Linked DNA regions of Mus musculus: region 1 is linked to region 2. A link is a loop called in an ENCODE intact Hi-C map of the cell type or tissue named here. Cell type or tissue: heart. All regions are shown on one strand. Links, peaks and the distances in the headings refer to the core of each region. The heading gives the core; the rest is flanking DNA. Region 1 has its middle 27 kb from the start of Gm52297. Region 2 overlaps Prkce (protein kinase C, epsilon).

Region 1 (15,199 bases), core at 4,004-9,003, 75 kb before region 2:
ATACCAAAGATAGTATGTGGCTGCCCAAAAAGCACATGAGAAGAAATTAAAGTCATTATTCATTAGTGAAAAGCAAATTAAAGTCACACTAAAAATTCATACTAAATTTAGTGTGCTAAAATTAAAAACGGATTGTGTCGAGTGTTGGTGGGGAGGTGAAACAAGTAGGTTTATAGGCTCCTGGAAGAACCACACAACAGAACAATTAATTCGAAAAACGGTTCGTCAGGGTCTCAGAAGGTTGAATCTACCTTGCTATATAACTCAGCCACTCTGCTGTTAAGTCTTCACCCAAGAGAAACGAAACCATGTGTGTCCACAAAGATGTGTCTGTGTCTGTAAGAGTCCCAGCTGCCAGCGACACAAAGTCTATCAAGAGAATAGATAATCAGTCACACACATCTCCGGGGCGCTACCAACATTCAGCCAAAAGAACAGGTAAATATAACACTGATAAAACCAAAGTAAGGAAGCAACGTGAAAGAATCCAGCAAAAAAGAAAAAGAAAAGTTCATCCAGGAGAGATGGTGGTTCATGGGTTAGGCTGAGGATTTGAGTTCAGTCCCTAGGATGTGTTGTCTGAGCACACACTCCCTGCCCTGGGACTGCACCTCACCACAGGCCCCAAGGGAGCCGAATGAGCACAGGCTGAAAACACCAACACTTGTTCCCACCTAAACTGATGTCCTCACGTATGTCTGTCAAAGCTAAGGAAGGCTGACTAAAGCCCTGTGGTAACACACAGCACTGCCCAAGACCACAGTGCATGCACTACAGTAGGAACAAAACAGAAAAGATGAACTCGGTCCCCATGCAAGGATGGCGTGTGATTGTGTGGAGCACCCCATATTTTCTTTTATTTTTCTTTGATTTAAGTTTTATTGCATTATGGTGAGAAAGGATATATAATTTCAATTTATCTGAATTTGTTAACATCTAAAAACATATTTTGGGTAAATAGACTTACATCACATTCTTCTTTCCCTTTTGTACCCCAACTCCTACTGGAGAGCTCCCCTCAAAACCTGTAATACCTTTCGTTTTTTATCATATTCTTTAAAATTTATAAAATATTGTAACAATAAAAATGACTATTATAAAAGTTGTTTGTCTGGTGTAGATGTTTGTCTACAGCAATACTGAAAATACATATGTTTTTCTCAATATAAATTTCTCAAATAACTCCAAATATATTAACTGTATGATATTTTAAAATAATATATCACTATTAGTTTTTTAATGAACATAAATAGATAAAGTCTTTTTGTTTGTTTGTTTGTTTTGTTTTTAGTAGAGTTTAAAATCTTGGCTCTTACTGTGGTACAAACACAAAATAAGAACAATTTTTAGACATTGGAGTTCATTGTAATAAGGCTGTACTTGAATGTCCCTCACATCACCAAAGGATTTTACCTCCATAGTAGATAAGCTAAGAATTGACAGTTCTGCTGCGCCAAGGAATGAATTGTAGGCACGATTTTTGGAAACAGATTTCCTGCTACAGTCAAAACTATTTGATTTGAATGATTGTCATCATTCTCAGCCTGCAGGGAACAGGTTACACTCATTTAAGAAATGGTGTGTACATTAAGATGGCCCATCCACGAAGCCATTCATCAACTGTTTCAATGAACAATGGTTCTGCTTGGAGGGTGGCACAGACGTTAGGTGAGTGTAAGATTCTGGTTCATTGGATGTGGTGATTTTGAAAAGCATTCATCTCAGAATAAGAGTAACTTATAAAGTCCTCTTCTTCAAAATTGATACAATAATTATAAATACCAAGCAAAGCCTTCAGTCTCACTCTTTACTGTTCTCTTACAAGCCACCTCCCAAATTCATTGTCTACACTTCTTTTGGCTGTATAAATAATTTTGAAATATGTAAGTTGTTCTGAAAACCATAGTATAGTATAAAAACATCAATAAACAATCTTACTAATAGACAGGTTGAGATAGGAGAAGCATGATTTCAAGACCATTATGTGGCACACAGCAAGACCCAGTCATGTACAAACAAGCAGAAAGTATATATGGATTGTACAATATTGGACCTATTTCTCCCATTACCAAATCAGAGAGACTATAGGATGACAGCTGACAAAATTCTTATTTCTCTTATTTTTGAATTTCAATCGATTATGATATATTGGTAATATTAATTTTCATATTAAGAGATATTTTAAGAAAAGAAATTGCTACTTCCTGTTAATTTTTTTGTTGGAGGTGGAAATATGTTTGTGTGAGTTTGTTGAAAGATTACTTTCTTGCTTTTTCTAGGGTGTAGTTTCACTCCTTGTGTTGGTATTTTCCATCTATTATCCTTTGTAGGGCTGGATTTGTGGAAAGATTGTGTAAATTTGGTTTTGTCATGGAATATCTTGTTTTTTCCATCTACAGTAATTGAGAGTTTTGCTGGGCATAGTAGCCTGGGCTGGCCTTTGTGTTCTCTCAGGGTCTGTATGACATCTGCCCAGGATCTTCTGGCTTTCATAGTCTCTGGTGAGAAGTCTGGTGTAATTCTGATAGGCCTGCCTTTATATGTTACTTGATCTTTTTCCCTTACTGCTTTTAATATTCTATCTTTATTTAGTGCATTTGGTGTTTTGATTATTATGTGATGGAGGAATTTCTTTTCTGGTCGAGTCTATTTGGAGTTCTGTAGGCTTCTTGTATGTTCATGGGCATCTCTTTCTTTAGGTTAGGGAAGTTTTCTTCTATAATTTTGTTGAAAATATTTACTGGCCCTTTAAGTTGGGAATCTTCACTCTCTTCTAGACCTATTATCCTTAGGTTTGGTCATTGTGTTCTGGATTTCCTGGATGTTTTGGGTTAGGATCTTTTTGCATTTTGCATTTTCTTTGACTCTTGTGTCAATGTTTTCTATGCTATCTTCTGCACTTGAGATTCTCTCTTCTATCTCTTGTATTCTGTTGGTGATGCTTGCATCTATGACTCCTGATCTCTTTTCTAGGTTTTCTAACTCCAGGGTTGTCTCCCTTTGTGATTTCTTTATTGTTTCTATTTCCATTTTTAGATCCTGGATGGTTTTGTTCCTTTCCTTTGTCTGTTTGATTGTGTTTTCCCGTAACTCTTTAAGGGACTTTTGTGTTTCCTCTTTAAGGGCTTCTAGTTGTTTACCCATGTTCTCCTTTATTTCTTTAAGGGAGTTATTTTTGTCCTTCTTAATGTCCTCTATCACCATCATGAGAAGTGATTTTATATCTGAATCTTGCTTTTCCAGTGTGTTGGGGTATCCAGGACTTGCTATGGTGGGAGAATTAGGTTCTGATGATGCCAAGTAACCTTGGCTTCTGTTGCTTATGTTCTTATGCTTGCCTCCTGCCATCTGATTTTCTCAAGTGCTACCTGCCCTGGCTATGTCTGACTGGAGCCTGTCCTTCCTGTGATCCTGGTTGTGTCAGAACTCCTCAGAGTCAAGCTGTCTCTGTGATTCTGGGATCCTAGGATCCTGAGATCCTGGGTGTGTCCGAGCTCCTGGGAGTCAAGCTGCCTTTGAGACCTTGAGATCCTGGTGTGACCAAGCTCCTGGTCTGATCCTCTGATCCTGGGTGTGTTAGAGCACCTGGGAGTGGAGCTGCCTCTGGGTATTGTGGGGCTGGCTGCGGGAGTTTGTGCCTAAGGTCTGCTCAGAGCACAGGCCCAGACAGACCAGAAGGAACCAGTGCCACTGGTCTGGCAGAGTTCCTGCATGCTTAGGTCCCACCAGATCCCATGTTTTCATAGTGAAGACTTCACTAAGACCGGAGTGTGTTGAGCCCGTCTGCAGATCTAAGACAGTGCTGGCTGTTCAGAGATGTGGGCATTTCTGAGCTGAACAAGACAAGGAGAGAAAGGGCCATGGAACCGATTCTAAGTTGATTTTATGATGAAGACAATAAAACCACGAGATTATTACATTCACTTAAAAAAAACCCCCACAAAACATAAAGTATGCCACTGTAACCATCTGATGGCTACAGCTTGAAAGAATACATTCATAATTTTGTCAACCACCTCCAAAAGCCATCACTGCAGCCTTTTAACTTGTAAAAATGGAAGCTATACTCATGCCTGGTGTTTTCAGTCTCCCCTCCCCCAGCCTGTCAGTTACCTGTCTTTCTGTCCTCGTTTGAACTAATCTAGTCCTCATATGTGCAGTCACACAGTAAGAACCATTTGGGGCAAAAGTAAGTTTTAGTAATGAAAGTCAGGGATTCCAAATAGCTCCATCATCTACCTCATTCAAGTTAAGGGATGCAGGGAGGGTTGTCTCTTTTCGGAGTACTGACTCATTCAAAAGCGAGAAGTCCCCTGTCTGCTTTACTGAGGAGGGAGGAAGCAGCCTCTGAGAGGTGCTACAGCTTTCCTCGTGTAGGGAACACCATCACTACTGGAGATTACATCTGTTTGACAATGGCACTGCTATGCTCACAGGCATTGAATCCCTGTCCCTCCTTCTCCATGGAGGGAGGTCCCAGCCAAGGGACCGCATCGTCACCTTCAGCACATGGAACTCTGGAAGAACCACCAGCTTTTCCTGGCCAGTGCTCTGTGCTGCCTTCTCACCCTGCTGTCCTTCCAGACTAAACTCAGTCTTGTCCCTTCTGTGGGCAGCTAATGTAGGATTAAGAGCCCCTCTTTGGTCCCTACTATTCGTTGTGTCTTTGGCTATCTAGTGACCCAGAGGAAATAATGTTTTCCAGCAGCGATTGGTCTCAAATGCTAGGCTTCTCATAAGCCAGGCCTCAGGGCAGATATTGTCAGGTGGACTGAGATGTTCCAGGCCAGACTCTGGGCTACAGTCACCTGGGACCCAGTTTCCCCATGGGGTTGGCTCCACCTACTCTAGGCCTCAATGTGAATGAGCTTTCTGGCTCAACTGGAAGGACCACATGGTTCTGTGGACAGCCCCAGGAAGAGGATGAGTAGATGAGGCTCTACTGCCTACAAACTGCTGTCAGAGCTCATTCAATATTTGATAGGATAAGACACAGAATGGCAATAACCAGCCCCAAGTCACATGGCCACATAGATATGCCCTGTGAGGGGGGTGAAGGTACTTGGGAGACTCCTTGCTGCCTTCGTGGATGCAGCCTTCGTGCCAGGCTAAGACACTGGCTTATTTACCCTGAGAACTGGCTTTGTGGCCTTGTAGCACCCTGTCCATACGCCACAGCAGAATCACTGTACCTCCAGTCCCATAGAAGCTGGAACATCTCATTTCAACTTAACACAGCAGTTCTCAACTTTCCTAATACCACGACTCTCTAATATAGCTCCGTGTGTTTTAGTGACCTCCAACCGTAAAATTACTTGTGTTATTTTTGTTGCTACTTCATAACTGTAGCTTTGCTGCTGTTATGAATCATAATGTAAGTGCCTGTGTTTTCCGACGGTTTGAAGTGAGCCTTTTGAAAGGGTTATTCAGCCTCCGAAGGAGTCACAACCCCCAGGTTGTGAACCGCTGCCGTAACAGTTAGTAACTCCTACACAGGTGCCTCAGGACTGGGCAAGACCAAGCAGACACACAGCTAACTCTCTGCAGAGCAATGGCATCAGAGTGTCTCCCCTTTCATCCTACTCCGCACCATGTGCGCTGGCAGTTTTATGTCAACTCAACGCAAGCTGGAGTCATTTGGGAAGAGGAATCTCACTTGAAAAAATACCTCCATAACGTTGGCCTGTAGGCAAGTCTGTAGGTCTGTTTCTTGATCAGTGATTGATGTAAGAGGGCCCAGGCTATTGTGGGTGGTACAATTCCTGCCCTGGTGGTCCTAGTTCCTATGAGAAAGCAGAGTGTGTACTCCACAGAGACCAAGCCCGTAAGCAGCATCCCTCCATGGTTTTGGCTTCAGCTCCTATCCTGTGCTCCAGCTTCTTTGGATCATGGTCTCTATCACAGCAATAGAAACCCTAAGACAACACAGTATGCAGATGCAGAGGCCCTCCCCAGCTTTACCCCTAGGTCCCCGTGGCTCAGAGCTGGAGACTGGGTTGTCTGTCTGTCAGCCTGACAACCATGCTTTGTCTCAGCAGCTGTCCATGAGAAGACTCCCAACAGTTGTTGGCTAGCCAGGTCTTGAGTGCTGGGCTCCCTTAGTGAGTCACTGTCCTCTGTACCACGTGTCCCTCCAGCATTCTCATGGCTGAGTTTCAGCTTCCATCTTGCCAAGACCTTCCCTCCCCTTGGCATTATGGGAGCCACTGAGCTGTAAGCTCTGAGGAGCTCACTCTGGGAAGCAGGTGCCCTTAGTTCTCCCCATTGGCAGGATGGGGGAGGTGGGGGAGGGGAAGCGCTGGCTTAACCAAGGTCCATCAGCACTGAGCTGTAGACTTTGTGTCCTGAAGGCCACAACTCTGCAGGACTCTGCTGTCCTTTCTCCCCATGCACTGTCCTCCATGAGTCCTGCAGAGATACCACTAAAGGACGTAGGCAAATCCATGACAGGCAGAGGACAAAGAAGCCAGACATGGGGCTCCATGCTGAAGCTGAGAGGGAGACAAAAAATTGGCTATCTTCTTATCCCTCATTGCTCCTTTCTGCACCCCATCTCCAGAGCATGCATAAGCTTGGGCTGGGTACTGTAGAGGCAAGAGCAGTCCTTTAGATCTTAGCACCTCAAAAGAGCAGCAAGCTGTTTTTATGCATATCAAGATCATTCTTATATAAGTCTGCTGGTGAGCTAGGTGATACTGAACTGAGATATTAAGATTTTCTGTCTCTGAAACTGCAAGTCAATAATCTTGGGTACAAAGAAGGGTGGCCATCATTCTGAAATGTGGGAGGCCAAACTGGGTCCGGGGGATGGGCCCAGTGAATGATCTCATTACGGATAGTTGTGAGCCACCATGTGGTTGCTGGGATTTGAACTCAGGACCTTCGGAAGAGCAGTCAGTGCTCTTAACCACTGAGCCATCTCTCCAGCCTCACTGTGCTTTGTTTTAAGGCCGGGTCTCACGAAGCCCGGGTTGGCCTCAAACTCACTATGTCGTGGATGGTGGACGTGACCTTCTGATCCTCCTGCCTCTCCTTACTAAGTGGCAGGGTTCACAGGCACTACCGTGGCTGTTTTATGTGGTGCTAGTGACTGAACCCTGGGCTTCATGTATGCTAGTACTATACAGGTATACTTCATACTTACTTCATACATGTATACTGTATACTTCATGTATACAGTACTATACCATCCAGCTACACGCCAAGTCCCTTCAGAACTTGTTGATTGAAGTAGATGCAAGTCGAGTTTTGCCAGGGTATCATTGGCTGCAGACTGCTGCCAGCTGATCCAGTTTATCAGTGGACACATTCACCTGGAAAGAGGGATGGCTTTGTGCAACCCAGTGAGACACCAGCTCCACTGTACCCTAACAGTTTGACCTGGCACAAGTCCTGTGACTCTTGGGAGGCCCATTTCTTCGTTTGAACAACAGCCTAAGGAATGGTCCCATCTCTTCCTCAGGAGTTGAAGGCTGTTGTTAGCCTGCACCTGGTTGTTCCATGAACTGTTTTTATGTTTGTTTGGTTGTTTTTTTTTTTTTTTCTGGCGGTGGGGGGAACGGTTGGGGCACCCAAACAGGTGCCTATTTCCTTCAGGTAGGTCACAAGAGACAGACCAAAATATGATTCCACTGTAATCTAAAATGCTAAATGAAGGAGTATACTGTGCCCATTTAAAGGACATAGGTGAGGGATTATTTATAAGAATACAGATGGCCCCAAAGCAGTTGCCCCACTGGGGACACAGTCTGGATGATGACCTTTCTATAGCTGCATGGATGGAATGCACCCTTCGCTGGCCTTCCCAATTCTATAAACTCTAGCACACCTGCTGAATGTGGAGGGAGTAGCCGGAAGCTTAGGGGAGGAACTAATGGCCCCCCTACCCCTTTTCTCTATAAGGCAGAAATCTTGAGGGTTTCTCGAACATTGTAGCAGATGACCGTAGCAGATGACCTGTTGAGGACACAGATGGCTGTCATTTGCAGAAGGATAGTATTTAACAGCACTGGCTCTGAAGGAGACATCGGTGTAGGTTAACCATTGATGTTCAGTACTTAACTAGTGCCTTCAACAACAAAGAACTCATGTTGGCTGTAAACTCAACCTTGGTCTTCCTAGCATGGGCAACCATCACCTCTTAGAGTCAGCAGAGGCACCTTGGAGAGATTCAGTGGTCAGACCCAACCTCACCAGGGCAATCTAGGGTCCTTGTCACTACCTCCAAGTCCTTGGTTCTTTCCTAGAGCTGTACATGGATGGCGCTGTCCTGTCATATTGTATGTGGGTCTGCTCTGCAGTGGGACCCAGAAGACGACTTCTGAGGCTCAGAGGGTCAAGAGCTGCTTGGCAGTTTCTATAACAGTATGGTACAGTGCTGCAACCTTTTCTCTCACTTCTGAAACTAACAACCGACCTGAGGTGACAAAGATCAGACAGCGGTTCAGATGGGTGGAGGCCCGATAGAAAGGGCCATGGTGGAGAGGCTTAGAGAAGTGAAGCTATTCTATAATTTAGAAGATAGTTCCATTCAAGTAATGATCAAATCAGTAAATATGTTTTATTATGTGACTTTCTCAGGTAACACCAAGATTTGTTATAATTACATTTGGTGATCTTTTAAAAATAAAATAGAGCTTTCCTCTGAGAATTGTCTGAGCTCAACAAAAGGCTGACCCAGTCTACGGTTTGTGGCAGAGGGGTGAGAAATGTCAGGACTTGGATGTATGCTTCACCTTCTCCTAGGAGTAGATGCATCCTTAGGCCAACAGACACAGGCTTATGTATCTCAACGCATGCGTGCACACACTCATGTCCACACTTATAGCCAGAAAGGGAGAAGAGACAGATAGGACAGAGTCCACTGAGGCTCTAGATTTTAGTGGAGCTGCATACTGTGAAGGGAACCATAAAACATGGGGTCCAGAACAAAATGAGATGAAGAATAATTTGTTCTGAGCTGCAGCTGGGTGAACTAGCAGCCCAGCCCCACTGTCCCAATATCATGTTCTAGGACATTACCTCCTGGGTGTCCTCTATACCCTCTGAAGAATAGATTGAGTTCGTTCTCTGTCTAGGATAGGGGCATTCATCCACAAATCTGTGGCTGGAGCCGTGTCAGGAGAGGAAAGCTTCAAGATGTAAGCCAGTGCACACTGGAGCTGCCTCTGCCTCCTACAGCACCCAGGCCTCGGTAGCACCACACCTCAGTCCACACTGGGGAGGTTACTCTGCAGAGCTCTAGACAGGCCCAGTGGGACAGACAGCAGGGTACCAGGTTTGGCAGGAAGGAGCTGGTGCAGGATAAGCCATAGGTGTCTCTTTAAGTTCTTATCATTTTAAACCATTCTTACTAGTTATTAGTTTAAAAAAAAATCTAAAAGAAAAGGGAATTTTAGGATCATCTGTTATGCTGACTTATCCAGAACATATATTCAATTACCCAGCAAAGTGTTTGACTAAAGCTTATTGTATAAAGTGTACTGTGCTAAGCACTTGGACTATATGCAGAGATACATAAACATCTATTTTCATGTTGTTTGCAAGATACTTAAGGAGACTGACCAGTAGTGACTTATTTCACATAAGATAGAAAATCAGTACTAATGAGAAGTCACAAGCAACCTACGAAGAGGCCAAGAGCAAGAGGGTCACTTTAGCAGGAGACATAGAGAAGGTTTCCAGAGGGGGTGGGCAGGCATAGAGATCACTTACTTACCTGAGTCTTGGGAGCTGAGTGTCCTGCTAGAAGGACCAGTATAAGGGAAGCAGTATCTAGAGCCTAGAGATGTTGTCTGAAAGCTCGATGATGGGTTGGCTGTGTTGCCTACTCTGGGATGAGGAGAACAACTAGAAAGTTCTCGAACACCTCCTTCTCAGTTTCTTTTGACATCAGAATCAGCCTGGGCACTTGTTTCAAGCAACCCTCCCAGATGTACTGGTAGACATAGGAGAATAGACTCTTGGCTGGCATGAATCTGACAGCCCTTAAATAGAGATGGAGAAGAACAGAAGAGTGTGTGATGATGGATACTGATCGTTAACTTGACCTGAGCTAGAATTCCGTAGGACACAAACCTTAGGGCATCCCTAGGACAGAGTCTCTAGATGGGCACAGTGGTAAGATCTGCCCTTGATTATATCTCTGGGGAAAGCAAGGCTTTATGTCAGCAAACAATGGCAGGCTTGCCCGAGATCTGTAGCACAGAGCATAGGCAGGTGAGAAAGGCAAGACAAGGAAAGGCCACTCCCATTGCCTTTCCCAGGAGGCACAGCGTGGGGGGAAGGAGAAACGTTCATTTCCGAGGGTGGTGGTTACAGTAGAGCTCCACAGAGCAGCGGGCTTAACGTACACCATCCCATCCCCAGATCAGGTCTGGAAGCTTGACGTGTGAAACTGAGGTAGGTGCCAGTGGGTGGAAGTCCCTTTAGACCTTGGTTCACAGAGCCACCACAGCAGTGTCTGTTGTCATGTGTCTCTATGCCTGCATCTGGGTTCTAGCACCCGCCTCTCCCTCTCCTCTGCTTTCCTTCCTTCCTTCCTTCCTCCCTTCCTTCCTTCCTTCCTTCCTTCCTTCCTTCCTTCCTTCCTCCCTCTCTCCCTCCCTTTCTTCCATCCTTCCTTCCTCCCTTCAGCATTGGAGATTGAATGCAGACGCGTAGCACTGAGCCACAGTTCCAGGTCTAGTCTCTCCTTTCATTAAGACTCTCTCCGCAGTGGATGAGGGCAATCATAGCGATCTCATCGGACTAATGACTTCAGATGAAGTCACATACACACGTGCAGAGGCTAATTATCCATCACAGGACACAATTCTATCCAAATATAGGGACATTCTAAGGCAGCTAGGGAGTCAATATGGGCAGGGACTGTAGAAGATTATCTGTCTTAGGTTTCTGCTATTGTGACAAAACACTGAGAATGGGGGACAACTTAAAGGAAGAAAGATTGCTGCTTTGATTAGTTTGTGCCCTCACGATTCCATCCCATTGAACACTGCTGCAGGATGGAGTCTTCCACACAGAGGCCTTTAGGGACATCAAACATTCAAACTGTAAAAGGCCAGAGAGCCTGTTACAAGCACAAAGACCAGAAAGCAGGAAAAAGTTCTACACATCCCAGCTTGTGCCTAGGATCATCCCACAGACCCACCAAGGGGCCCTCTTACTCCTCCAGTCCTTTCCCCAGGGCCTCTGCACACCATTGAGCCATCCCTAAATATAATCCCAAAATATAGAAAAATGGCAGATTCAACCGGGAGGGGCTCCTTCCAGACATGAGAGACTAAGGGCTAGCTTGAACCTCTGTGGATGCTGTAAGCCCCTCAAGTGGGAAGACAGATCTTTGCTCCAGCCTACGGCCAGAAAATAAGTTTCCGATTATTAAACAATTAATATGTGTTTAGTAAGATAATCCATCAAGATGACTTTGTTTCTCTTGGCATATAGAATTCAAATCACTTACTTAAAAAAATAAAAAGACCTAATAGGATTTACTTATATTTGAGACATGCACACACATGCCCCAGTTTGCCAAGTTCAGATGTTCCTACCACGTGGGTTCCAGGGGTTGTTCTCAGGTCATTAAACCCAACTATCTTTTTTTTTTTTTTTTTTTTTTTTAACCAATAGCTTTGACAAAGGATTTTTACCCAGAATATAGAAAGAGCTATTACAACTCAATAATAAAATAATCCAATAGAAATGGGCACAACATTAAGGAGCTACTTCTCCAAATAAGATACACAAAAAACAAAACAAAAACACACAAAAAGATGCTAATATCACCATCAATCAGGGAAAGGCACCTGAAAACAAGAGACGCCATTCATACCCAGATCTGGAATTAAAAAGACAGACAGTATCAAACACTGGCGAGAATACAACTTACCTTCGTTCTCATAGAACTAATTAAACAATCTTGCAGCAAGAGCGGAGAATCCTGTGTGTGTGTGTGTGTGTGTGTGTGTGTGTGTGTGTGTGTGTGTGTGTGTGTGTGTGAAATGAGGCTGGGAAATAGAGAAGAAAGGAGGGAAGAGGGAGGACAGTGGAGGCAGCACGTATCACAGAGACAGCACGTACCTGGTCACCTGATGAGATCAGCTGCAGAAGGAAAGAAACCTCCTTCCAGTTAGCTCTCTAGAACACTCCATCTCTGAACTCAGAAGTGCAGATCTGAAACCCTTCCAGTTAGCTCTCTAGAACACTCCATCTCTGAACTCAGAAGTGCAGATCTGAAACCCTTCCAGTTAGCTCTCTAGAACACTCCATCTCTGAACTCAGAAGTGCAGATCTGAAACCCCAGCTCAGGGAAGCAGCTGCTTCTCAAAATGCAACATGATAACCCTGTATCAGTCTGCTCCCAAGCCCCTCAGGACTCTGAACTCAGCCACAAGGTCAAGATCACTGCTGGGGGTGGGGGTGTCCCAGCAAAGCCTTCCAAGCTCCAAACCCACCATCTTACATTTGGGCAAGTTCACTTTCCACCCATTCTCCAGGGTTTTAGTGAAAGACAATTTGAATGGACCTGCAAGCCTGTGGCCCAAGATGCACTCCTGGCTATGATTGGCTGGAGACTCTGTCTTCTTAGCCACACTATGGGTGGTGGTGGTGGGGATATTTGCATAAAAAGAAGAAAAGTTAATCCTTGCCATGACTTGTCACTGGCTGGTGGTCGTATAAAATACTTAGGAACTTCGCCTAATGTACTCCCTGAATAAATCTAAAAACTTACTGAGTCCCACGTGTACCAGGACATAGATCATCCCATGCATCCAGTAACATTACCCAGAGGATGACATGGGAATCTGAAGTTAATACATTTCCACAGTTGCTTCCCAGTAGGATAGGAGACTAAGAGGAAGTTTCTGATGCTCTGCCACAATGTGACCCAGGCAGAATGGACAAGGAAAGGCAGATGAGGAACTGATGGAACTCAGCCAAGAAAACTCCTGGTTCTATACATGGAAAATTCCAGCATATTCTAACATGTTCAGTGAGACAATAAAAATGTCAACTGCAGTGGTTTGAATAAGAATGCCCCCCCCCCATAGGCTCAAATGTTGGAGTGCTTAGTCATCAGGGAGTGGCACTACTTGAGAAGGATTGGGAGGTGTGGCCTTGCTGGAGGAAGTTTGTCACTGGGGATGAGCTTTGAGGTGTCAAGGGTCCAAGCCAGGCCCAGTGGCTCTGTCTCTATTATCCGTGAAGATAATAGACCTAAGCTCTGAAACTTTAAGCCAGCCCCAGTAAGATTTGCCATGGTCAGTGGGGCAACGGGGGCTCACACCTTTAATCCTAGCACTCAGGAGGCAGAGGCAGAGGCAGAGGCAGAGGCAGAGGCAGAGGCAGAGGCAGAGGCAGAGGCAGAGGCAGAGGCAGAGGCAGAGGCAGAGGCAGAGGCAGAGGCAGAGGCAGAGGCAGAGGCAGAGGCAGAGGCAGAGGCAGAGGCAGGCTAGTTTCCATGAGTTCAAGGCCAGCCTGGTGTGAGAGTGAGCTCCAGGACAGCCAGGGCTACACAGAGAAACCCTGACCCCATTGTCATGGTCACGGTATTTCTTCACTAAGACACCACCTTTCTAATGCTGCCTGAGTCTCAGCATGATCTGTCTGGAGATTCTGTCAGGCATCTCTTGTCTGCCTGTCCCCTTCCCAAGCCTCTGAAACAGAGACGAGTGGGCGTGAATCATCAGAACCTGGTACAATGCCTGTTCTAAAAAGGGACTAGAGGCTTATGGGGTTGGGGGTGGGGTAGCTGCGGAGACCAGAGACATGAATGCTACAACCTCTGGCAGGATCTTCTTTTGCAAAACTAGAGGCCTTTCATTGGCTGAGGCTTTCTACCCCTGTTACCTCATTTGGCCTTGATGGTCCCTGAGGGATAGACAGGAAAGTTTCCATGCCCAGTGGGGTGACTGAGGGGATCCTGTCAGAGACTCTAAAAGCTGTGTTCAAGGTCACTCATTAGTGAGGAGCAGAGCCAGAATTGGCACCTGAGTCTACTGACTTCTTACAGGTCAGCTGATGCCATCTTGGGTCATGAAAGTATAGGTCAGCTGGGGAAGGAAACAGGAATATTCTATTCTAGATGTTTTTTAAGCCAAGAATTATATAAATTTTAAATAAAGCTTGTTTAAAATTATTTAATATGTAAAGTCTATAAAACACATAAAGTCGACTCATATTTATAGCTTCTATAAATTAAAATTGGTTACATGTTAGCATGACTAAACTGGTCAATAGAAACAACAAGTAATATGAAGTCTAGATTCTACATCACTTCTACCGTCCACCGAGCATCTCTGACCAGTGTTTTGGTTTTTAAGACTTGTTTATTTGTGTGTATGAGTGCTCTATTTGCATGTATGCCTGAATGGGAGAAAAGGGCATCAGATCCCACTGTAAATGGTTGTGAGCCACTATGTGGGTGCTGGGAATTAAACTCAGGACCTCTGGAAGAATAACCAGTGCTCTTAACTGCGGAGCCATCTCTCCAGTCCCCCTGTCCAGTGTATTTTATTTATTTGTTTATATTTTGCTTTGAAACTAGGTCTTACAGCTCCATAGGGAAACGAGCTAAGTCTTTTGTTTGATAAGACAGACAGAGCTTTTCTGTAACAGCTCTTGCTGTCCTGGAATTCATTTTGTCGACCAACTGGTCTCAAACTCACAGAGCTCTGCCTCCCTCCGCCTCCGCCTCGGCCTCCGCCTCCGCCTCCGCCTCCGCCTCCGCCTCCGCCTCCGCCTCCGCCTCCGCCTCCGCCTCCGCCTCCGCCTCCGCCTCCGCCTCCGCCTCTGCCTCTGCCTCCTGAGTGCTGGGATTAAAGATGTGCACCACCACACTCTGCTAGCTACATCTTTCTATTGGCTACCGAGTAGGTCATTATAAATATCACTTGTCTCCACTGGCTGCATGAATACCATCCTGTTATAAATACTCTTAGTTTGAGCAAAATGTTCACCATACAACCATAAGGCCATGAGTCTGATCCCAGAATGAATGTAAAAAAAGTAAACAAAACAAGCTGGGTACACCCCTTTAACCTTAGTGCTAGTATGAGGGGACATAGGAGGGCCCCTAGCCAGGCAGTTTAGCCCAATCTGCAAACTCCAGGTTCAGTGAGAGAGATCGTTGCTCTCCTTATACCTCCCAAAGGACAATGATTGAAAAAGACAATTGATGTTGATTTCTGGTGTCCAC
Region 2 (15,199 bases), core at 5,825-10,824:
CACTTCCATGTTCGGTTAGCCCACAGGACATGGCTTTGGTTCCCCAGTTGAGCCTTGACTGGAGTCCACTGTTCAGCTTCTCAGTGCCACGCCCCACTGGTCTCCACTCCTGACCTGTGCCTGGCACTGCACATGGAAGTACTGTAGCATATGCGGTGCCTTGAGCAGGCAGAGGGCAGGGACATATTAGAGACGGGACAGTGATGGAGGCCAGGACACAGGTTGTCCTCCCTGCACGACTGTGGGTCGGTCTTTCTCCAATAGTTGCTGGCTCTCCCCTTACACTCTGCCATATAAGGATGGTGACAGCACTGGACTAGTATTTTCCTTTACGTAGACACTTTCAAGGCAAAACCTTTCTCTTGGGAAAAATAAAAAAAAAACCTTGCATGTATCTCTATGCCATGTGAAAAACTAGCGTCATTGTGACCGATCAAAATAAGTAAAGCTGGGGGAGGTATGACCATGGTGCTGTAGGCATCGTAGTTTTGACAGTCAATGTCTAGGGTCTCAGACGCCTCTGGGAGACTCCTCCCTGGTTTTTTCAGTGATACCCAGGCTGCTCGAGGCTCACACAGACTGGTGCCAAAGTACCGGCTGAGCATAGAGGGGAAGGGCTGGGAGCCCCACTTACAATTCTCGGCTTGAAGGGGGGCTTGATTTTCTTCTGCTCCAGCAGTACCCAGTCAATCTCCTTGAAGAATGGATGTTGCTTGATGGCGTCCTCCCCGTTCTGCGCTGCCACACAGCCCAGGCGCTTGTGCGGGTTCTTGGTCATGAACTGTGGGAGGAAGACACCAAAGAGTTACTGATGGAGCCTCCCGGGCGTGACTCATGAGGGGATATCTTCCACATCATTTCCTACGTCTGCGTTTACATGCTAGGGGCCTATCTGTCCTCAGGGTGTTCTATCTTTGAATATATGATGTAGCATGTGTCAGACAGCATTCTAAACATAGTTCAGATACGGATCCATCTCCCTTGAGGTGCCATTGCTAGTTCTACTTTAAAAGGGAGGAACTTAAGGCACAGACAGGCTCGTTAGCTGGGCTGAAGATGCACAGCCAGTAAGGTACCAAGTTGAGATTAGGACCTGATTCCGACTCTGTATTGCCCCAGATATTCATGTCTTTTCAGCAGAGACTGAGATCCTGGCAGTCACTTATTCACAGCAAGGAAGTAGGCAAAGACCACCCGGTATGCAAATGACTAAGGGTATGCAAATGTATGCAAATTATCAAACATCCCTCCCAACTCTTTCTTTCCCTAACCCATCTCATGGTTTTAGTTTGAATTTTCAATTTTCCCCCCAAAATGTCCATGCTTGGGCCAGCAAGATGGCCCAGTGGATAAAGGTGTTTGCTTTTACCAAACCTGACAAACTAAAAAATATTTTTGATATGCACCAAAAACTAAAGGTGTTTATGTGGTGTGTGTGTGTATATGTGTGTATGTGTATGTATGTGTGTTGAGGGGTGTATGTGTCATCCATGATGTGTTAGAGACCAAGTATAGTGTTTTATAGGTAAAAGATCTCTAGTGACAAAGACACTTGGTGACTGTGGTGGAATTTCAAGGCTCATCAGCAGAAGCAAACATCTCATATGGGAAAGGGTTGGGGTCTTATGATCTGCCCCTGGTGTCCTTAAACCCAAACCACATGGGCATTGATGTGAAGATGACTTGTGGTCCTCATCTCCTTCACCTACATGTCCAGGAAGTCACCCTGGTTCAGTGACTCAGATGTCCCACACTGGCCTATATACTCTTTTGTTTGGCACATGGAGATGTTTCAGTTTGGGTGTTGCCTACTTTTAATCTCTGGTTCAGTGTCCCCTGTAGTGCCTTAGTGTTCTCTAAGAAGCCGGCAACATGTTGATTCCTCCGCTGATATTTGACCTCTATGTGCTTGTCAACTTGAATTATAAGCTGACTAAAGTGCACCTTCCCTTGACCCCTGAGATGCGTTCACCCAGCACCAGCTCTATTCCCTCCTTCTACCTGGTGCTCAGGAAACTGAAGGCTGCAAGGGAGGCTAGCTAGCTCTCAGGGAACTGCGCTGAGTTTAGCAGCAGCAAGATGGCAGCTCGCTGCGGCAAAGATTCTTCACTGCTCTGTGACAGAAAAGGCCTTCTCTAGATCCCGAACCACCTCTCAGTGAGTAACAGCCTTCAGTGAGGTAGCTCTAAGGACAGTCTTAGAAAACATGGGCTACAAATGTTAAGTGACAAGTTAAGGGGTTGGGGAGGTGGGCTCCAAAGAAAAGCAGTGGTCCCCTCTGCCCTCCATGGGCCTCCCTCCCTCCTTCAGCTAGCAGAGATGAGCCTAAGGAGGAAGCCCTGCGGTAATGCCCTGGGCCAGACGCTCTCTTCTCAGACATTAAGCAGTTACCACAGCATAACCCCTAACCCCTGAGTCTGTGCAGGTCAACGGTTCTCTTCTCTCTCTCTCTCTCTCTCTCTCTCTCTCTCTCTCTCTCTCTCTCATTTATTTTTTAACTTTTAAATGAGGTGTAGGTGCATGTAAGGAGGGATGTGCTGGTGTGAATTCAGTGTCCAGAGAGTTCAGCAGATAGCAGCAGTTTCCTGGAGCGGGAAACACAAGTGGATGTCAACTGTCTGGCATGGGTGCCAGGAAACTTGGGTCCTCCGTAACAGCAGTGTGTGCCCTTAACCACCAAGCCACCTCTCCAGCCCCAGGTGTCAACAGTTTTCGTACTCAGTGCTACTGACATTGTTTGCTTGTAGGGCTGTCCTGTGTGCTGTAGGCTCTTTGGCAGTAGCTCTGGTACGTCTTAGTATGCCCTTACACATCTGCACCCACCACGTGCCCTGCGATTGCACTAGCTCCAATATGTCCAAACATTGCTGGATAAGTGTCTAGAGGGAGTATCAAACACCATAGTGCTGTCTCGGCCATCCAAAGAGAGGGGTAGAGAGAGAGAGAGGGGCGGGGGAGAGGACAGATGGAAACACACACACACACACATACACACACACACCATATAAACACACACAAACACACACACACAAACACACACACACACACATACATACACACACACACACACCACATAAACACACACACACACCACATACACACACACATACACACACACACATACACACACACACACCACATACACACACACACATACACACACATACACACACACAAACACACACACACACATACATACACACACACACCACATAAACACACACACACACACCACATACACACACACACACATACACACACACATACATACACACACACACACACACACACACACACACATACACACACACACACACACACACACTTAGCTGCTATGTGGGCAGGGGCTCAGAATGAGGCCGAGCTGACGTTTGCCAGGCACAGAGTTCTTCGCCTTGTGGATCTCCTGCTGGAGATCAGTTGTCAGGGTCTGGGTGGGGGTCTGGGAGCTAGAGCAGGAGGCTCAGATCTCCACCCTAGTTAATCACTCAGGGATGGTTCTTGGTGGGAGAACCCCTGTGACAGCTGCCCCAAAGGCTTTTCGAAATGCAGAGACAGACAGACAGACGCAGCCTTCGGTGGAAGAATCTACAGCCCCTTCTGGGAGAAGGAAACACAGCAAGCCTTCCAAGTTCTGTACCAATGGTGAAAGATAAAGCGGTGAGAATCCATATCTTTATCGTCTTGGTATCCACCTAAGGATATGAAACCTCACACTGCGTACAGAGTATAGGAGGCAGGCAGGTAGAAGTGTGGTCAGGCTATCATTGTAAATAATTATGTGTCTTAGTTATCCAAGCTAGTGAGAGCGCAGGGCTGGGGAGAGCTCAGAACCGGAGAGTGACTGTACTTGTGACGTAACCAAACAGGTCAGTAAGAAACACTAGCGAGGAAACAGCAAAGGCTTGGATCAAACTGCGGCACCCACATGTGACCCTTACAAGCTCTACTTTGGCCAACACACTCTTTTTAAGGGAAGGAGTTCATGTCAGTTCACAGGGAGGATAAAACCGGGCTTCAGGCTTCTCCTTGGAAAGGCAGGTCTGGCGAAGGAAGTGCTGACGGCTGCGGGCCTGCAGTCAGCTGGAGGTAGGTGTGGACACACTCCCCAGACAGGTGTGGCTCTCAAGCAAACCCTGCCCCCACCACGCTTCAAGTCACCTGCCATATTACCTCCTTGTAAACTGGGATAAAGAGGACAGCACAAAGACCGAAGAGCAGTCATCTTCCATGTTGCAACAGACACTCTTTGCAGTACACTTGGACAGCAAGCACTTTGCTCTCTGATGCTGTCTGATGTTGTTTTTGACACAAGGTCTCAGGTAGCCCAGGCTGGCCTCCAACTCACTATGTAGCTGAGGAATGGCCTTGAACTCTTCATTCTTTCTCCCAGAACAGGTATGACAGACAGGCATGTGCTCCTGTTACTAATGCATGGCTTGCAATTGATGACAGGGCTTCATGAATGCCAACAAACACTCAACACCTGGGCCTCATTCCTAGTCCCCCATAGTATACCAGAAGGCATAACTCGCTGTGAGGGTGAATGAAGGAATTTCAAGAAAAATTCTGTCTTTTAGAGACATGAGGAGGAGGTAGAGCAAGACTCCCACACGGTAGGGCATACATCCAGTGAGAGGCAGAAGAAACAGCGAAGGAGACAGAGAAGAGGCTGCCCAGGGCAAATGCCACCATGATAGAACAAAGAGGGTGTGAGCACAGGCTCAGCTAAGTCATGAATCCTTGAACATGGAGCCGGGGGGAGGGGGGGGCAGAGGGGCAGAGAGAAGTGAGCAGGGCAGAGCGTGTGATTCCAGACCCCTGCAAAATATTTGTATGTCTTAATGTCATGACTTCCACTAGCCATGGCGAGTGCTGCAAAATTCCCCAGCTGTCATATAGACAGCCAAGTTTCTTCAGAAAATATATAAAATAAAGGAAGACCAAGAGTCTGGGGCCCTTGAACAGGGCTGGTTTTTGTGAATATCACTGGTCAACTACTGAACTCTGGGGTGTTTTGAAGGGGAACAGAAGGCAGGAATGAAAGCTGGGGCTTCTGGGCTGTTACATGGCTCTGCCTTGAACCAGCACTGTGATCTTGGACAAACTGTCTGGTGAGCACACAGACACACAGACAGGCAGACAGGTAGGCAGACAGACAGACAGGCAGACAGGAAGACAGACAGACAGACAGGCAGACAGGCAGGCAGGGGCGCGCGCGCGCACACACACACACACACACACACACACACACACCCCGGGTCAGGGATAGACTGGGGGAGGAGCGCCCTCAGGGAACAGAGCCACAGGTGAGGGACAGTCACTTACAGCTTTCAGGATGCTGACAGCTTCCTTGCTAAGCCAGACAGGATAGAGAACATCATCATGAAGGATGGATTCGAACAAGTCGTCCTCGTTGTCAGCTTCAAAGGGGGGCTGCCCAGCCATCATCTCGTACATCAGCACCCCCAGGGCCCACCAGTCCACTGAGGGGCCGTACTCCAACTCCTGTAGGATCTGTGCGGGGAAACAGACGGAGTGTCAGGGATCATTTAAGAGCCTGACTCCAGCAGCAGCTCTCCCACCCAACTCTCGAGGGAAGTCTTGGCCTTCCTGTCCACCTTACTCCGCCATAGTGGAGCTGTGCTACCCTGAGGTGTGGGGTGTGGCACTACCCCAGCTTCTTCAGAGAGGCTTAAGTGTGGGAGCCGCTATCCTCTCTCCACAGTGAGATCTGCCATCTAACCTCTGCTGGGAACAAGAGGCCACTTCTCAGTTTGCATGCCAGATAAAGCTCCGGGGCAGCATTTAAGTCCACTTTCAAAAGATGAGAGCACAGCTCCACATTAACTCTGGGCTAGGGGAGCAGGGTGTAAACTTCAAAAGGCGATGCTGAGAGGGATCGGCTGTGCAGAAAGTTCTATTCCCATCATTCATAGCCTGGGCACCCTGACTGCCCATGTAGGAAGGAAACCACAATCTCTGTTGCTTTTGCTTCCCCCAACCCCCCAATCCCACTTGAGCTAAGGTCTCACTTTGTAGCCCAGGCTAGACCAGAATTCACTATATAAACAAGATTGGCCTGGAACATTCGGAGATCTGCCCGCTTTGGCCTCCTGTGTCCTGGGATCAAAGGTGTGTGCCACCATGCTTGGCTTGAAACAGAAAGTTGATATTCCTTAAGTGGTGACAACACTTACCTCAGCCCCGTGCTCCATGGAAGGAAATAAGAGGGAAGGCCTCTCCCCAAGCCCCTGTGTTTTACCCACCAGAGACTACTATGCTCTCGTCTATGACAGTAAAAGACTCATTTCCATCAATCTTTCTGGTTCTCTGAATCTCACCAATGAACTTAGGGTCATCTAACAGACCCTGTGGATCTCCTTTCCTCTGGGGCTAACTTTGTGAATTTATGTTATCCTTATGGGCAAAGCCAAAATTCAACCAGTTTATGACTGTCTTGTGAATTTTACCTTTGACCAGGACCACACTCAGCAATGTCCCCTCCTCCCAACCACTGTGTATCTGGCCAAATGGATAGCCAGAGCATTAACTCTGGAAGGACCCATGAAGAACACGCTACCCACACCCCTTTCTACAGCAAGCCTGGATCCTTTGGGGTTAAACAGAATTCAGTAGCAACATCTAATGACACGAAGTCCACACTTAGCTTAGGAACCTTCTCTATTTGGGATGAAGAAGAGTGTGAGGACGTTCAGCTGCCTCTTCAGTATTTCTGTCTGACGACCTGTTTCCTTAGCCTCTGGGGTTCTCTGTCCAGTGGTTAGTGCAGGAGACCTGTAGACTCAGAACTTCAGGCTGCACTGGCTGGGGGCCCAGGCAAAGCTTAGGCTCCCTCAACCTCCTGAGACCTAGTAGTCAGCCTGGCTTACCAAGTTTCCTCTGTACCACTGGCTTCTGTCCTTCCGGGTCATGCCTATGCCAGATTGCCTCCCTTTCAGGGTCTTCTGTCCTCTGACATACTAAGGTCTTGCCTGTTCCTAGGGTTTGTGGGCACTTCCCTTATAATACTGTGTTTTCAGTCACTTGTTCACAGTCAGCTCTCTCCTTGGAGCATCTGGAAAGTTCCAGAGAGTTATTGTCGGTTGTTTTCCAGAGTCTGCGTACTCTTAAAACAAAGCTACCACTCCATGCCTTGCACCGTGTGGCTCTTACTCAGTGCACCACATTAACTCTGCAGCTCAGGGGCCCTGCTGACCAGTTGACCACTTTAGCCGTTTCTTCATGGCTGGCTGGCGCCTGCACTTCCGCGGTTTGTCTATAAGCGTGTCTATCTATGCTCACACTGCATGGTGCTGTGGAAATGGCCAGGTAGCCTTATCCAGACTTGGTTTTGGTGAAATCTTTTGTAAAGTTCCCTTAAGGCTCAGCCCTGATTATCCTTGGCCTGATCACCTCACCAGCAATGGAGCTGGTAAGGAAGATAAGGTAATGCTTTTGTGTGCCCTCGGAGGGCATCTGGTATGGAAGCCAGCCCCTTGAGAGGTTCAAGGGTAAAAGAGAAGGACAGGTATAGGCCCTGATAGAACCGGGTGTGACCCGGAACTGAGAGCCATTTCTAGTGTATCGGGGATGGGGGGGTGAGGTGGGGGGGAGACAAGTGCTAGGGGGTGTGTGCCAGGGGTGCAAGATGGGTAGAGACGGCTTGGCAGAGCTGATCACTAAGAAGGTGGCTCTGGTTTCAAGGCTAGCCTCTCTATGCCTTATGAATCACTCCCACCTCTAATCCTATTAGAGTCTTAACGCAGCTTGCTGAGCTGGGCAGAGCAGGCATTAGGATTCCCATGGGAAAGACAGGAACTCAAGGCTCCAATACACTTCTCCACTATATCAAGGGCATATGAGGACATTCTGGGCAGGTCTGGACTCAATTCTTGGGACTGTTTCTCATACCCCATGTTATAACCCAGCAGTGAAGAGACCAGGGGAGGGAGCTACACTTGGCCAGACCTTGTTGTGAGCTGTGCGCATGTTTTTCCTGAGCAGATCTTTAACTGCTGTCAAGCCTTTGACCGTTGTGGCATTGGCTCACAGAGGGGTGGGAATGGAAGGCTCTCCTGGTAAAGATAAGTCCCAGGGGAGGCCTTCCTTTCATCTATGTCTCTGTGCTGTTGGCTGGCTGGTGTTCTCGCTATGGGAGCACACAACAGAAAGGACTGCCTAGTTCAGAAGATCAGAGCTCTGTGGTGCACTGAGCTGCTGGGCCCTCAAGCCTCACTCCTGAGCTCTCCCTGGCTCCACCTGTGTTGTCTGACCTGCGGACAGAAGCCTGGAGGCCTGTCCCTTCCTCGGCCTTTCGTTTCGATTTTTTGCAAAACTTTATCAATTCACTCGGTATTGAGAATGAATTCTAAAACTAGAGGTTCCATGTCAGCACAAGGATACAATGACAATGTCCCCTTTTCGTAAGGAGAAACCTCAGCAGACATTCACTGGATGTATTGCAGTATGATCAGACATTCACTGGATGTATTGCAGTATGATCAGACATTCACTGGATGTATTGCAGTATGATCAGACATTCACTGGATGTATTGCAGTATGATCAGACATTCACTGGATGTATTGCAGTATGATCAGACATTCACTGGATGTATTGCAGTATGATCAGACATTCACTGGATGTATTGCAGTATTGATCACGGTATCAATGGCTACAGAAAAAGCAAGGTGAATCCTTCTCTGTGCATTTAGAACATCTTTGTACATGCATCTTAAAGAGGAAGTATAAGAATTTTATTTCAAAGACACATAGACTCAGATTCCAAGTTGGAGGCCATGGAGTCTGCTACCCTGATTCACTTACATGGGTGAACCCAACAGGTGTTCTATATCCACAGTTAGCTCAATTATGGAATGTTCTGGAAAAGCTGCGTCAACTCCAGGAGACATATACGAGGAAGTGATATCTAACAATATCACCCCAGGGACCAAGAGAGGAATATGCAATGTAAACAATTTCATCCTCCAGCCGTCCAGTCCAGTTCAAGTTCACTGAGATCAGAATATTTTAAATATTTTGTGACACAGGGTCTCAGGAACTTCAGGGTAGCCGCAGGCTTGCTATGCAGCTGAGGGTGACCTTGAACTCCCCAGTCTCGTGCTTTCACCTCCTAAGTGCTGGGATTACAGTCTTGCACCACAGGCCTGGTTTACGTGGTTGCTGGGTGTGCATCACGAAGGCTCTCCTCGGCCTGCTGATGTGTGCTCTGGGGGTTTGTATTCTTCCCAGGATGGACATGATAAAGATTCTCCTACGTTGAAACCCTTAGCAGGTCCATAGATCCTGCGGGATTGATTTCATGTTCCCGGCTCCTTTACCTGAATTTTGTTCATTATTACAAGCACTAACAAACCATTTGCTCTATCTCTACTATTTTTGAAATGTGTTTTATTTTATTGGTTAGAGTGGTGTGTGTAGGCCACATGTCACATGGCACACATGCACATGGAGGTCAAAGGACAACGCTTAGCCTTTGGTTCTCTCACCCCACCTTTGAGTGTGTTCTAGGGCTACACATGCTTTTACTTGCTGAGTCATCCTGCCAGCTCTCTAGCTGTGTTATTTACATTTCCTGAAAATGGCCAAGATGTTTTCATCCCGTGGCTTCTGGTCATGTTGAAATGTCTCTCATTCATTCATTCATTCATTCATTCACTCACTCAGTCAAAAGACCACTCCTTAGAACCTATGTGTAGTACCCAGATCAGAAACCCAGACACTGCCTTGAGAGGATTCGCAGCCTTGAGAAATGGACTTCCCTTCTCTGCACGCTCCCACTCTGATCCTTCTTGTTTTCAACAATGCTCTCCTCATCCCTAGGGTTAAAGCAAGCCTAAAATGTACTCTTTGCCGATCAGTTTCCCGGTCTTGGAAGCTCCGTGAAGCCTTCCCATATCCTGTGGGCCCTGTCCTGTTTTAGGCACCATTGCTCTGCTTGTTTCGGTGTCACTCTGTCTAGACCAAAAGCTCTCTTAGAAGAGCAGCCAGAGCCTCAGTCAGCTCCATGTCCATAGAGCTTTGTCTGGCAGGTGCTCAGATGATGTCCCATGGAAGCGGCTTTCTACACACGGGTAGTGCTTAATAGGCTTGGTACCTGCCTCCCATCTTACGTGTCTCAAAAACCATCGAAGGCATTTAATTAAGTGTCTGTGTGACTACACGGCTAAGTTTGAATCATTCATGCTAAGGACCTCTCAGTTTGGGTCAGACTGCTCTGGAAGGACACAAGACAAATGGTCACAACATGGTGACTCAACTTTCACACAGGTAAAGCTCATAGTAGACACCTCTGACCTTTGCTTACCCTGTCCTCATGTCCTATGTGCATGCGCACTCTACAGACTTGCTACCTCAGTGGAAATGGCAAAGCATTCCTGGTTTTGCTGTTTATCTGACATCTGGTGAAGTTACTTGGCTGCCTCTTCAGTGGGCTTTCAATGTTTCCATTCAGTAAGAAGTGAAAACTCTCCTGCAAGTCAACCGGTTCCTGTTAGTCCGAGCTCTGGCGGTAGCTCTGGGTGGATGCATGATACTTAGCGAGGACTTACTCAAGCATGGGGACTAGCTGGTCGCTCTCAGCTCACCAGTCCATCCTCACTACCACTCCATCCTTACAGAAAAATCATGAAACCATTTCCCTTCCTGTCTCTTACTCCTAGAATCCATCTGGCTTTTGCAGAGTCTTCTCTTGGCATCCTCGGATGACCCCCACATGCACGGCATTGGGTTGTTTCTCTGTTCTGACGCTAAGAGAGAGAAGCTAACTCTGCACGTGGGTGGGCCTTACCTCTGGAGCTATGTAGTCAGGAGTCCCACAGAAGGTGGTAGTTGTCACACCATTCATAATCCCTTCCTTGCACATCCCAAAGTCAGCCAGCTTGCAGTGGCCTTCTGCATCTAGAAGGATGTTGTCCAGTTTCAAATCCCTGCAACACAGGTCAAGGCCACATGGTTAGCCTCATACACACCACAGGGCCTTTCTTGAGTTAGAGAGAAAGAAGCACATACCCTAGGGACATCTCCAGTCAAGGCAATCTTGGAGTAGGTTTTGACCTGCCTCATTAACCTCAGGCTAGGGCCATTTCCCAGCTGGACAACCTTCAACAGCATTTACAATACCTCAGCAAAAGACAGGATCCTGCACAGAATCGGGGCCATATTAGGGTTAGAACTCATATTTAGATCCTTCTGTGAGAAAGGAGGTCTCCTCTGACCTCCATCCTTCACAAGTTAACTAGCTCAGGGGATTCAGGGTCACATATATATAGCATCACTGAATCAGGAAAAAAAATCCACAAGAGTTTGAGCTGCTGAGTTTGAGAGGGGGGAGATGACGGATGGTTGGTGTAGCCAACATCTGTTGATGTATGGCCAACAGCAGTGGCTCTCAGGGTTCGGTGAAAGCTAGCATTTGGACAGACCGTGAAGAGAGCAATCAAAGGAGATGGAAGGTAGAGGCAAAGGGAAAGAGGCCAGAGAACGGGGTTCCTGACCATAGTGAGACAAGACAGCTGTGTCTTTGAGGGACAACTTCAAAGAGTCTGAGATGCTGGAAAGAGGGATTTGAAATCCATACCAAGGGAGGCTGAGCCCTGCCTGCAGGAGCATGGTGCCTGAGCAAGGTCAATCTGGGTGTAACAGGTAAGAGAAATAATCTAGATCCAGATGTTTCTGTATAGGAGAGGTGAGAGTCACAGGAGCGGGCCAGCCTCAATCAAGGTGGTTTCTTTGAGGCCCATTTTAACACACCAGAGTTCTAAGATTTCTTACCTAGAAACCAGGTTGGTAGAAAATAATTTTTCCACCACCCCTGCAAACCCCAGGCCTGGCTCTGTAGAGGAATCTAGACTATGTGGTTGGAGTAACCATTCACATTGTGTCTCCCTCAGCAACTACTCTGGGCTATTGAGGTGAGCCTTGCAAAGAAGGCCTCTTCCCGTACAAGCAGAGGTCAGAAAGGGCCATGCTCATGTGCCTGCTGGCATCTCAACTTGAGAGCTCCAGGCATCCCATGGGACCCAGACTGGAGTGGAGGTGGGGCAGGAAGTGCTTCTGGACCTGCCTGCATTGTATCTGTGACCCTATTTCTGCTTACAGCTGGGATTCCTTGAGAAAGAAGCAATCACATAGAAAAGTGCTGCTCTAAGCAAATACTCCGGAGTTACAGAAGGCACAGTGAGCCCAAACAACTGGGCCACTGCAGCTAGCCACCGACCCCAGCCCTGGCAGCGAGAGGGGGCAAGGCTTGGCTCTGGCTGGGGTGGGAAAGCTGGGCTGAATGCTGGGCTGGGATCCAGGCTGTCAGGGTTTCATCACTGGCTGTGGCATAGCCCTGCTAAAAGTCACCTTGCTGGGCTGGTCCCCTGTCTGTCAGCTCGGGACCACACGCTATGTTTGTGGACTTGTTTGAAGGACCGATGTTTTGAAGTGTGTGAAAGGTGAACATCTTCGGCCACATCCTTTGTGTTAAATTCTTCTCTGTAAGAAGCAGCTTCCTTTATATGGGTTGAGCAAGGGTAATAGTAGTATGTCATGAGTCTAAAGACCCCCCCGAGTCCGCACAAGCCTGGTTCTGATCTGACTCAGGTTCCAGGTGGAGTAGTTTTGGCTCCAGCAGGCACCACCCCTCCTTCTCATAGGCTTCTGGCCAGTTAGGGACAGCCTCTCGTTTCTTCCTGCCTCCTGTTCTTCTTTCTCTAGTCCACTCCTCCCTGGCCTCTTTGCTTCCTGCCCTCTCTTCTCCCTGGGGAAGAAGCTGACCCAGCTGCTGTTGGATATGAGCAAGTCCTATGAGTGCCCTTGGCTATGACCTGGGTTGGCCTTAGCCAAAACACTCCTTCCCACCCTGTAGCCAGTGATGTACGGAGTTCTACCTCTGGCTACTTCCTCCCGTTCCCACTCTGATATCTGAATCTTTGAAAACTCTTAACTTTGCACACAAAACCAAACACAGGAAGGGTGAGTGACTGCTTTCTTTGGGGACAGAAGGTTTAGACAATCAATCCCTGGGAACCAGCCTGGGCTGCCATTAGAAGGCCATTTCTCTGGAGATTTTCAGTCTCACCACAAAGTGTCCATCCCTCTGGGGCAAGCTTGTCTAGTGCAGGGTTGTCAGGAGAAGCTCTGTGTGTGTGTGTGTGTGTGTGTGTGTGTGTGTGTGTGTGTATGTGTGTTGTGTGTGTGGTATGTGTGTGTGTGTTTATGTGTGTTTATGGGGAGGAAGCACTGAAGGACAGTGCTGTCCACACCCCCCTCCCCCGTTTCTTTCCTTCTCCTGTCCAGCAATGACTCCCTCAGACTTGTGGCTTTCCACTTCCCCAGGAGTTTCTCACCTGCAGCTTTTAGTGATATTTCGATGAACCACTAGGAGTCTGTAGGCCTCTGGGAGGGAGGAGGGCTGGGAGGTCCAGACTTGGCCCAGCTTTGCCTTCTCAGAGGTCCAGCTTTGGGGCAGGGGAGGGGTGGGGGAGGCAGGGGTGAGTCTTTCTACCTGGAGAACTCCCAGGTACTCAGTACCCAGCTCAACACAGAACAAGTATTTAGCTATCCTGACCAACAGTTTTTCAGAAAGACAACTGCCCAGGTACCAACCTCATCTTCTTCGTCCTCAAACACGTGCGCATATCCATAATCTGGGACTTTTTTTATGTTTCAAGAATAAGGCCTTTAGTTGTCCCCCTTTCCTTATAGATGATCCTTATAGATGAACCAATGTGATAACCTTTATTTGATTTATTGCCAATGCCATCCATGTTTAGCCTTTTCAGTGGGTCACCAAGCTGTCCTCCTTAGAGGCTAACTTCCTAACCTTCCATTGGCAACAGGTGACACTTTGCCATGGCATGCTATGCTGCCAAGCTTCGGTGTGTGCCAGGTTTAAACAGTGTCTCAGAACATCCTTGCACCTCTGTAGAAGTTTTTCAGCATTTGTTTTCATTATGCTTAAGGTGCTGCAGTCGGGGTGTGTAGGGGTGTGGGTGTGTATGCCTATGTGCATGCATGCACGCGCGCTTCTTCACACTGCGGCAGTTGGTTTTCGAGAGCGCTTCCCCATTAGGGCCCAGACTTGGTGCAGGGTTATTACTTGACTTTGGTTGTAAGCTACTGGAGTTTTTACTAAGATCATTTATTTTTACTTAATTCAGTGGATATTCCGTTTTACTGGTTTTGGCTTCCATGTCTTAGGTTGAATTTTCCCCCCCCTTTTCAAGTAATCTATATATTCTGCTAATGTTTCTCCCTCTTGCTTTACCTTCATTTTTATAAACATAAATCATTAGTGCACTTATTTATTCTGACAGAAGTTTGAGATGCACTTCCAACTCTCCTTGTTCCTAGAAATCTGGAAGCAACCTGATGTTTAGTAGCCATCGTTCCCCATTGAATGGAAAATTTGCATATGAAAATGGAGTCTCTACTGCACCTCTGCCCTTCACCTCTGCCCTTAACATTTTTCTATATCCCACTTCTTAGTTATCGTAGATTTATATGCTTAATACTCCGTGTGGCTGGTCTCCACTTTCAAATTTTCCTAGCTCTCCGATTCTTGTTTATTTTTCCATATGAACTTTAGAGTCGTCTGTTTATACATATTTTTAAGTCCTGTTGCTGGTTTTATTGGGAACATGTTTAAAGTTATAAATTAACTTGGGGAGAGCTGATAGTTTATGATGCTCAATCTTCTTGGTCAATAACTATGTTTGTCTTTCCATCTGCTCAGATCTTATCTGTGCCCTTTAGTGATTCCCTTGTGCCGATCCTGAGCCTTTTTTGTTGCGTTTTATGCCAGGTTGCTGATTGTCCCAAATGCCCTCACTTCCTTAGGAAGCTGCACAGCGATAAACTAAAATTCAAAGTCTCCTCTGGGGCTGAGCATGGATGCACGACAGTCACATGTGTGGCACTTTTTCTCTCCTCTTTCGCTCTCCTGTCCTGCATGAGGCTACCGTGCATGGTGTTAGCAGTCGCTTTTAACCACCAAGACAAGGATCAAGCCCTAGGAAGGGTTGGATGACTCATAGACAACAAAGACAGAACCATGGGGCTGACTGAAGTCCTGCTGCGTCTCATCTCTATGGTAACTAACTGTACCTGAACGTACTGCTGAAGGACACAAGCTATTGTTTGATATCTTCAGTCTTTCCATAGATGAGTCGACTCTTCTCATTGCACCTT

What was found. A loop is a pair of places that touch in the nucleus more often than their neighbours do. Peaks named below come from ENCODE experiments on the same cell type or tissue, not always from the same donor. Only the 100,000 strongest peaks of a DNase experiment are listed, where the experiment ranks them.
Region 1: a loop joins it to region 2, with 1.9 times the contacts of the local background. A loop is called at or near these places in 1 of 42 quality-filtered maps.

Annotation. Positions count from the first base shown.
Region 1 is chr17:86,688,953-86,704,151 of GRCm38, reverse strand. No RefSeq gene overlaps it. Among named protein-coding and RNA genes, the nearest start is that of Gm52297, 27 kb to the right of the region's middle. In heart, for the core only: no CTCF peak of the experiment used is centred there; a DNase peak (open chromatin) is centred at 6,151.
Region 2 is chr17:86,615,643-86,630,841 of GRCm38, reverse strand. It overlaps Prkce (protein kinase C, epsilon), which reads right to left. Exons shown (of 15, transcript NM_011104.3): 12 at 10,812-10,950; 13 at 5,329-5,517; 14 at 635-781. Among named protein-coding and RNA genes, the nearest start is that of Gm52297, 46 kb to the left of the region's middle. In heart, for the core only: no CTCF peak of the experiment used is centred there; a DNase peak (open chromatin) is centred at 7,855.